Linked DNA regions of Homo sapiens: regions 2 and 3 are each linked to region 1. A link is a contact called in ENCODE Hi-C or POLR2A ChIA-PET data. All regions are on one chromosome and are shown on one strand. The core of a region is the stretch at or near the end of the contact, and the rest is flanking DNA. Distances in the headings are between cores, read along the strand shown. Region 1 holds the start of SIL1 (SIL1 nucleotide exchange factor). Region 2 holds the start of FAM13B (family with sequence similarity 13 member B). Region 3 holds the start of BRD8 (bromodomain containing 8).

Region 1 (3,160 bases), core at 417-2,916:
ATTCACTAAACAAATGAAAGAAAGGGGAAATAAATGTGGTGTGGTAACACCATCTTAAAAACCCGAGAGCCATGTTCTCAAAACCACAGACCAAGTTCTGACCCATGTTATACAAATATCAATCCCAATATCGTTACACTCTGGCTCCCATCAAAATCCTACCCAATCCCCAAATCTGGCTATACTTTTATCAGAAAAGAAAAAAACTTGGGTGGGGTGAGAGCAGAAAAGACACACACACACAACAAAATATCTTTCACAATGTCAAAAAAAAACCTGTTTATATGCCAGGCGAGGTGGCTCATGCCTGTAATCCCAGCACTTTGGGAGGCCGAGGTAGACAGATCACCTGAGGTCAGGAGTTCGAGACCAGCCTGATCAACATGGAGAAACCCTGTCTCTATTAAAAATAGAAAATTAGCCGGGCACGATGGCGCATGCCTGTAATCCCTGCTAATCGGGAAGGTGAGGCAGGAGAATCGCTTGAACCTGGGAGGCGGAGGTTGCTGTGAGTCGAGATGGCACCATTGCACTCCAGCCTGAGAAACAAGAGCGAAACTCCGCCTCAAAAAAAAAAAAAAAAAAAAAAAACTGTTTATAAACACATCACTTTCTTCTCTTAGCAAATATGTAAGTTTCATTCTCCTCCTGTCTACTTAGTTTGGGTTAACTTAACCCCCGCCCCATCTCTCAGATCATGTTTTTATTTAGGTTTATTGAGGTGGGAAAGCCAACTGAACTTTAAACGAAGCCAGGCATTTAAGAATATTAGAAAACTGATCTTACATATATAGGTAGTCAAATATTTTTAAAAGACATCAAATGGCATTCTAATTCCTCCGGTGCAAAGAAAGCCCCAGCCTCACACGTGTTAGCATTTCCTGATTCCTGGCTTTTCCCACTCAGAGCCCCATTCCAGGGGCTCATATGTCAAGTCATTCTCTCCTGACTTCTGAAGCAGGGATTTTCAAAGCCAGGATTCCGGGACCACCTGAATGAGAACCCCCTGGGGTACAGCTGCCCACGCACCATCTTATCGGAAATCCCAGGGAATGGAGCCCAAGGCTTATGCACAAAGCCCCTAGACGATCCGAGAGATAACACTAACCAGTCTGTAACCTCTAAAGGCAAATTTTCCAGGACAAAGAAAAACAAGCAATAAGAGAGTGACAATAATTCCACATGGGAAGAGACACACGGGTCTCGGAGATCAACACCAAACCACCCCTTCTTCGGACAGATACGGAAACTTAGGCTGGGAGAATGAAACAGGCAAGGGCACTAAAAACAGGTGCGGAGCCAAAGCCAATCTCAAATTTCCACGGCCCCATCTCCTGCCAATAAAGAGGTGAATGGAGACATTCTGAGTGGGAAAGATAAGAAAGGTAGGCCTTCGGCAGGGAGCCCCGGGCCCACTTGGACGTCCCGCTTTGGAGACACTAGTGAGGATGTGTGGGTCCCCAGAACACTGCTGGGAAGGCGCCGAGGCCGCCGGCAGGAGGAGGCCCAGGAAGCGCCCTGAGCCCCCCGCCCAGCTCCAGGGCCGGGCGGCCCTCACCGCCCCTACCTTCGGCCTCCGGCAGCCGAGTGGCAGACACAACTCCCACAATTCCAGGCGGCCGCGGCGGCGACCAGCTCCCCCTGCGCAAACGCGGCGGCGACCGTCTGAGCCGGTGAGCTGGCAGCTGTCACGCCGCTCGCGGCCTCGCCCAATCGCGGGCCGCCAGACCAGCGCGCGGCGCCCCCCGCCCCGCACCGAGGTGGGAGCCCCGCCCCTAGCCCCGCCCTCTGCAGACTCTTGCACGAGCTGCCCCCGTGCCCCTCCCCTTGGGGGGAGGGAGGGCTGAAGAGATAGCTTCACGCCTGCTTTTGCTTCCAGGCTGGAACTGCGAAGTTTCCTGTCTGATTTTCCAACAATGTAATTTCTTTCTAGCGGAAGGACCCTCAGAAAGCAATCAGAGGGGTGCGGAGTAAAAATAAATCAAGTTCTTGTGACTCAGTTTGGGACAGAAGCCGAGAGTCTCCAGCAATAAAATTTCTCGCAAATTCATGCAAAATAGGACACCTTTAAGCCACTCACTTTATATACTTGTGTAGATTTTTTACAAGGACCAGTTATTTTAAAAATAGCATCAGGTGGCCGGGCGCGGTGGCTCACACCTGTAATCCCAGCACTTTGGGAGGCCCAGGCAGGCAGATCACTTGAGGCCAGGAGTTCAAGACCAGCCTGACCAACATGGTGAAACCCCCGTCTCTACTAAATATACAAAAATTAGCCAGGCGTGGTGGCGAGCGCCTGTAATCCCAGCTACTTGGGAGGCTGAGGCAGGAGAATCGCTTGAACCCACCAGGCAGAGGTTGCAGTGAGCTAAAATCGTGCCACTACACTCCAGCCTGGGTGACAGAGTGAAACTCTGTCTCAAAATCTAATAAAATAAAATAAAGGTCACTTGCGATTCTGATTTTTTTTTAAGACAGAATCTGTGTCCCCCAGGCTGGAGTGCAGTGGCAGGATCTTGGCTTATCACAGCCTTGACCTCCCAGGCTCAAGGGATCCTCCCCCTCAGCCTCCATCCAGTAGCTGGGACCACAGGCGCGTGCCACCGTTGCCAGGCTAATTTTTTTTTTTTTTTTTTTTTTACAGACAGGGTCTCGCTATGTTGCCCAGGCTGGTGTCAACGCAGTTGTAATTCTGCTGTACCAGTGAATATCATGCTTTCTGTACCAGGTGCTGCATATATATTTTATTTACTTATAACGTCCTCTGAGCAGAATGGTCATCCCCTTTTTATAAATGGAGAAGCTGACGCTCAAAGAGGCTAAAGGAGTTATACAAAGTCATACAGTCAGGAAGTGGTAGAACTGGGAGTTAAAGCTAGATTTAAGTGTCTCCAATGTCCTGTTCTCTTTCCACTATTCCACTTTTAGACCTTCCCCTTGCCTAGACATGCTTAACCTGATGAATAAAAATGACTGCCCCCTCCTGCCCTCAGATCCCCCACATAGTGATTCCTGGTCATTCATGAGTGGAGAAAACAGTAATCCAGACAGTTACCTCCCCAAATGGCAAGTATTTCCCAATAGCAAACAACCTATTTCTGGACTTCCCTTCCCTTTTCCATGTACTCTATGAGCTTCTAGCAGACAATTTACCTTCTTG
Region 2 (3,160 bases), core at 214-2,713, 1.2 Mb before region 1:
AGGAGGTTGCAGTGAACCGAGATCGCTCCACTGCACTCCAGCCTGTACGACAGAGCGAAACTGTCTCAAGGAAAAAAAAAAAAAAGTAAGAAGGCGCTCCCAATGGATATACAAATAATTATCAGTCCATTCAATTCCATCAACAAGCACTTAGTAAATGCACAGTACCTGTGAGAAAACCAGGCCAACAAGCATTTCAAGGTTACCAAAAAAGGAAGGTTGAAAATAGCCTCACACTAACCCAGCTCTAAAAAGACAAATAATTCAAAACCACCCTTTAATGTCTGTCTCTCTAAACAGGTGCACCCCAGTTAATGTTAATAGTCTGCATTACTACTGGTAATGATTCTGGCTACCATTTTAGATTATCAGATCCTTCAAAGTAAATGCCCAACTTTTTTCACTGATTAGAAGGCGAAACGGGGAACCAAATGAAATAATCCACCGTCTTTCTAAAAGTCAGTTTGATTTTAACTGATTACAAACAAAAAGGGCTTAACAGTTTCCCACTGCGCAAATGTGCCAACCGATTCCTACAACCTCATCTAGGAAACCAGGCGTGCCACGCGAACCCTAATGCTATACAAAGTGTCCCCCTCCAGCCTGGCCTATGCAGAGCGCATTCTAGACAAGGCCCCAGTGCACCAACAGCCCAATTTTGGCTATATTCTCTGAGCGATTTAAGGAAGTCCGCAACCACTCATCTCACGTGACCTTAAAAAGGGGCGCAGTTGAGCCCAGAATAAAACACACTCCTTTTTCTTCTACATCAACTTCACTGCCCAGCATGAAGGAAGTGGGCGGGGAAGAGGCGCAGCGCCAGCGGGCAGGAGAGGTCAGCAAAGAAACGTGGGGTGTCGCGCCATCTACTCTGGAGGGGCTGGAGGTGAGGGGCACGCCCGCTCAACTGCACTGCAGCCGCTGCAAATCCAAGGCTGCCACACCCCCCGGCAGCCAGGGACACGGCTTCATCTTCCTCTTTCTCCAGCGGAAAGGGGGCCCTCTCCACGGAACGCCCCACCTGCTAGAGTCCTCCACATCCCGAAACGCAACGCCCGAGAGCAGGCGCGGGTGGCAGGCGGCGCTGGGGGGCAACAGGAGGGGAAGGGCCGCGGCGACCTGCAACCCGCGCATGCGCAGATCCGGGTACCCGCCCGTTTACCTACCGTTGGAACCGCGATGCCCCGTTCCCTGGCCGCGGCCGCTTCTCCAGGACCCGCGGCGACGGCAAGAGGGCGAGAACTGAGGCCCCAAGTGGCTCCGCGGCCGAGAAGCCTCTTCCTGGGGCGGCCGCTGACGGGAGGTTAAAGCTACGGCTGTGGCGCGGGGCCAGCCCGGTAAGCGACCCCCCGGATACCCCCGGCGGTGGTGGCGACGCAGACGCGGAACAGGGGGAGAGAGTGGCGACAGAGGCGGCGGCTGAGGTGCAGAGCCTCCCTAACGGCGAGCGGGAGGAGAGCGGCTGGCGGGCGGAGGCCGGGCCGGACGTGACGTGCGTGGGAGGGGGCGGGGCAGGCCGCTGGTGGGGGCGGGGCGGCGAGGGTCCCCACCCCCACAGCATTCCGGGCAGCGGCCCTGTGTCCTGCAAGCTTGAGGACCGCGGTTCCTCTCCCACCAATTGGGGTCCTGAATTAGGGTGCGAGCAGCCAGGCGCCATCCCGGGGCGGGTTGTGGGGTCCTCGGTATGGGGAGGTTGGGAAACAGAGAGGACACTGGGGAGAGGAAAGATAAAGGGAAAATCCGGAACACAGAGATCGCTTCTGGTCTCTGCGGAGGAAGCCAGGCCCCCAGGGCGCCCATATCCAGGTGAGGAGCACAGAGACCTGAACCGAAAACCGCTGGGGGAGACCTAAGCGGTGACTTCGGTTCCCATTCCCAGAGATGTGAGTTAGATCCGGGACCACGGGGCTGCACCTGCGTCCTGCCCGCCCCCACCCTACCCCTTCACCTCAGGACCTGACCTAGACTCCAGAGAGAACAGTAAGGCTTCGGTGCCTTAGTCTGGGACTGTGGAAGTCGATAGGCTGCGGGCTTACAGGGAGCTTCGTATACTAAAATCAGCCAGCTGCGGAGGCAGAGCTGAAAGGAGGCAGAAAGAATGAGCTCTCTGAACTTGCATGGCTACCCAGACCATCCCTACAACTCCCTTGAACTCACAAGGGTATGAATATTCAGCCAATCTCTTCTTTGTTATAGTCTGTTAAGGGCTTTGAGATCTTCCATTTGGACTCCTTGACAGCCGGTAGATCAACACCTGCACAAAAAATAGCAGCCACCACAATTCAGTTGTCCCTTACCTACCTGAGCTGGAAGTTAGTAACTTGGAAAATGTAAAACAAGAACCCTCATAGAACTTGGGACAAGATTTGAAAAAAATAAAGTTACCCTATGAAATGATCTGTAAATGGGCTACAGAGGCCACAGTGTCTCCCACATTTCATCAGAGAGAGTAAACCATGTGTAACCTAAGTGTCACATACCCAGTTAATGCTGTCATAACCGAAGGGTGGGGTCCACAAAGAGTCTAAAACCAGAAGAATCTGAATAAGAATGTTCTATGAGGCTCCCAGGAACTCTGTCCAGGAACGAGGCAACTGATTCTAATGACCAGAACCAACACTTACTCTCAGGGCAGTTAAATCTTAATTCAGATTCACTCACTCATTCAACAGATACTTAGTGAATGCTTACTATGTTCTAGTCTCTTAAGATACGTCAGTAAATCCCTGCCTTCGTGGAGTTTATATCCTAGCAAACCTAAATTCTGGATCTCCGTTAAGAGCATACAAAGGCCCATACTCTGATTCCAAACTCAGCTAGTAGCCTTTCCATCATTCAGGGAGTCTCTCAAATAAATCTACATACCCAATAAGAAGGGATTGTCCAAGGCATATAACTAGGACTAGTTATACTAGCTGTACAGTTTTTGTCAATAAATTCATATCATGGTTTACAAATCGGACACTGTTCACTGGGTTGAATTGTTTTATCCGAATTAATTTCTCAGAGCCTATTTAAACTTGAGCGAAGTGAAATAAAAGTTTCCAAATCTGCCAAACAGGATCAACAGAGCCTGATTTCAGAGCAGCCCAGTGAAGATGCAGTCTGTGCATTTAGCCTTGTATCTCTCTTTAAATATCTTAAATGAAAGCTTTACCTG
Region 3 (3,160 bases), core at 661-3,160, 1.0 Mb before region 1:
TGAATATACTAAAAACCATTATATTGTACATTTTAAGTAGGTTAATTTTATAGTATGTGAATTATATCTCAATAAAGCTGTTTAAAAAAAGAAATACAGCTGGCCTGGTGGCTCACACCTGTAATCCCAGTAGGTTGGGCGGATCGCTCGAACGCAGGAGTTCGAGACCAGCCTAGGAAACATGATGAAACCCCCATCTCTACAAAAAAATAAAAAAAATTAGCTGGGCATGGTGGTGTGCACCTGTAGTCCCAGCTACTCAAGAGGCTGAGGTGGAGGATCATTTGAGCCTGAGATATGGAGGTTGCAGTGAGCCAAGATCACACCACTGCCCTCCAGCCTGGGCCACAGAGTGCAATCTTGTCTCAAAAAAAAAAAAAAAAAAATAGGCCTGGCAGTGGCTCACGCCTGTAATCCCAGCACTTTGGGAGGCCGAGGCGGACAGATCATGAGGTCAGGAGATTGAGACCATCGTGGCCAACATGGTGAAACCCCGTCTCTACTAAAAATACAAAATTAGCCAGGCATGGCCAGGCGCAGTGGCTCACACCTGTAATCCCAGCACTCTGGCAGGCCGAGGTGGGGGGATCACCTGAGGTCAGGAGTTCGAGACCAGCCTGGCCAACATGGCGAAACTCTGTCTCTACTAAAAAATACAAAAATTAGCTGGGCGTGTCCGCACCACTGCACTCCAGCCTGGGCAACAGAAGGAGACTCAGTCTCAAAAAAAGAAGAAAAAGAAAAGAAAGTCTACTTACAGCTTAATATGATTAACTATAGAAATCTACCGATGTGAAAGAGTATCTAACAATTTCTAAGACCCAGAAAAGCTGACATCCTAGATACCTTACCAATTTTGATCGCCACTTCTCATGACAGAAGATGCTAAACATAGCTTCTCTCGGATGGACCATGGCTCTGTGGGGCCAGTGCTTAGCAGCTTGTGTTCTGGGAAAGGGAGAAAAAAAAAAAAGCCTTGGAAACAACCACTGAGACTGTAGTGCTAAGCTCCAAAATCCCCAAAAAGAGGACTAAAAGCCTAATACAAAACATCCCAACTTGTTAGGACAAAGTGAGCTACTATAACCAAATCTTGATTTTCACCTCTCCAAGTGAAATATCACCAGTGACCGGGGTACCTATTCGTTGCATGTGAATTATTAACATTTTATTTCTTAAAACGCCATGGCTTGAAGCTCCGCTTTATTAAGAAACAGGGAATGTCAGATTAGGCAGTTCTCCCTAAAAGCCCAGTTTTAAGAATACTGGACTTTATTCCAGTTTGAACTTATTCAGGGCTTATTTCCCAGGAACCCGAGCGGCCAGCCCCTCCTACTACCCCGCCTCCCTCTTAGCATAAACTTGTTTACTTCTCTCAGATCCTCTACTCCAAATGTCGGGGGTAAAAGAGCTTTTCAGTCCAAAAAAAGAAAAATGGCTGAAATCCCCGAGATGCAATTTCCTGAGTGGCAAGAAAAGCTCATGGTTAAAAGACCCCACTTCCACTGCCTCACAAACGTCAGACAAAAAAATGAATGGCTCTTTGAGGTGCCGGTTACTCCGTCTGGCTCATAACATCTTTTCGTCTGCACGCCCAAGTTTCTAGAGTGCTTTTACGGTTAACCCGCAGAGTTCCTAACACACTAGGATTCACTAAGCTGCTTCTCTCACACCTCCGCTCTCTCCCTGAGAAACAAGACCCCAGATTTCTGGGCCCCCAAACGTTGGTCTTCACGATGCTGTAGAGCGCAGGTCTCTGAAAACCCTGGGCTCTCAAGCAACCCACTTCTCCCACTCCCTAAGCGTGTAACAAAAATATGGTGCCTAGCCTCGGATCTACAAAGGCCTTTCACGCAAAACCTGCTCAGATACTCACTGCCCGTTCCCGTCGCCATCTTGGCCCCGAAGTCTCCAACCCTGAGGAGAGACGGTCTGGAAGGGCCGAAACCCTGGAATTCTGGGAAATAGTGTACCGGCGTTGGTTCGCGGTGCCTCCTGGGAAATGTCGTTTTTCCCCTTAAGACAAAGCAAGCACCCTAAACCAGTTACCCTGTGCACTCCTGTTAAGATTGTTGCTAAGGAAGGACAGGAGTTGGCTGCTGAAGCCTCAAGATTTCCTTTAGGCTCTTAGGTAAGAAATGTCTAAGGTTCAAGGAAAAAGGTTAAGTTGGAAGAATCCCAGGCAAAATAAGTGCGAATCCACGACAGTTGGTAACCCGGACCCACATTAGAACTCAGAGGTCAAGCAGAAGCGAACGACTGGAATTCCAGTCAGGCCCGCCCCCTTTCCTTACGCGGATTGGTAGCTGCAGGCTTCCCTATCTGATTGGCCGAACGAACGCAGCGCGTAATTTAAAATATTGTATCTGTAACAAAGCTGCACCTCGTGGGCGGAGTTGTGCTCTGCGGCTGCGAAAGTCCAGCTTCGGCGACTAGGTGTGAGTAAGCCAGTATCCCAGGAGGAGCAAGTGGCACGTCTTCGGGTGAGTGTGCGGCTGTGCTGGAGCCCGGGTTACCAGCTCTTGCCCGCGCGGAATAGGCTTTAAGAAATCGGAGCTGCAGCCATCTGTTTTTCTCTTAATGCTGCATCTCTGTTCTCACGGTGGTCCTTGGGGTGAGGTTAGAGAAGGAGCCGAGGGATCCTGACACCACCTCCACAGCACCGGCGGGCGAGGTGCCCTACTTTAGGCGTAGCCTTCTGCTTTTGGAGCCAGATGTCTGTGGACTTCTGTTCGCGTTCAGAAATGCCGCCTCAAACTTCTCTCAATTGTTCATTAAGTGAACTTCTCTCATTCCCTTCCCCTTTGCCGATAATTGGAGGGGAAAAGAAGTAGGAAGCGGGACACGGTGTCCTGGGGCAAGGGACTTATTACCTAAAATTCGCGGCCCCTTCTGTCCCTAAAGGTTCTTCTCCCTGCCCACTTTTTGGTCTCTTTTTAGACCTAGGCTGCCCCTGCCGTCATGTCGCAAGGGATCCTTTCTCCGCCAGCGGGCTTGCTGTCCGATGACGATGTCGTAGTTTCTCCCATGTTTGAGTCCACAGCTGCAGATTTGGGGTCTGTGGTACGCAAGAACCTGCTATCAGACTGCTCTGTCGTCTCTACCTCCCTAGAGGACAAGCAGCAGGTAAAGGAACTGGGGAGTGGCTGGGGCGGAAAGT

The links. A loop is a pair of places that touch in the nucleus more often than their neighbours do. ChIA-PET counts read pairs that join two places held with the same protein, here RNA polymerase II (POLR2A). Pooled maps may share reads with other maps.
Region 2: a loop to region 1 is called in a map of CD4-positive, alpha-beta T cell, with 4 times the contacts of the local background. The contact joins the promoter of FAM13B here to the promoter of SIL1 in region 1. A Hi-C loop is called at or near these places in 2 of 168 maps with a recorded cell type or tissue (CD4-positive, alpha-beta T cell and naive thymus-derived CD4-positive, alpha-beta T cell) and 7 of 50 pooled maps. POLR2A ChIA-PET finds 5 or more read pairs at or near these places in 2 of 52 experiments (CD8-positive, alpha-beta memory T cell and Caco-2).
Region 3: a pooled map shows a loop between it and region 1 (11-fold over the local background). The contact joins the promoter of BRD8 here to the promoter of SIL1 in region 1. A Hi-C loop is called at or near these places in 7 of 50 pooled maps. POLR2A ChIA-PET finds 5 or more read pairs at or near these places in 2 of 52 experiments (HEK293 and activated T-cell).

The regions. Positions count from the first base shown.
Region 1 is chr5:139,196,702-139,199,861 of GRCh38, forward strand. It overlaps SIL1 (SIL1 nucleotide exchange factor), which reads right to left and starts at 1,667. Exons shown (of 10, transcript NM_022464.5): 1 at 1,568-1,667. RefSeq lists a silencer at 1,343-1,872.
Region 2 is chr5:138,031,616-138,034,775 of GRCh38, forward strand. It overlaps FAM13B (family with sequence similarity 13 member B), which reads right to left and starts at 1,464. Exons shown (of 24, transcript NM_001385994.1): 1 at 1,167-1,464. FAM13B-AS1 (FAM13B antisense RNA 1) reads left to right here and starts at 1,159. Exons shown (of 2, transcript NR_037900.2): 1 at 1,159-1,337. It overlaps LOC124901077 (a long non-coding RNA gene), which reads left to right and starts at 1,524. Exons shown (of 2, transcript XR_007058952.1): 1 at 1,524-1,636; 2 at 1,880-3,058. RefSeq lists enhancers at 493-552, 653-1,536 and silencers at 1,043-1,112, 1,123-1,172.
Region 3 is chr5:138,176,720-138,179,879 of GRCh38, forward strand. It overlaps BRD8 (bromodomain containing 8), which reads right to left and starts at 1,911. Exons shown (of 27, transcript NM_139199.2): 1 at 1,877-1,911; 2 at 852-948. The coding sequence starts at 1,895. KIF20A (kinesin family member 20A) reads left to right here and starts at 2,393. Exons shown (of 19, transcript NM_005733.3): 1 at 2,393-2,483; 2 at 2,941-3,126. The coding sequence starts at 2,962. RefSeq lists enhancers at 1,861-2,155, 1,863-1,912, 2,053-2,222.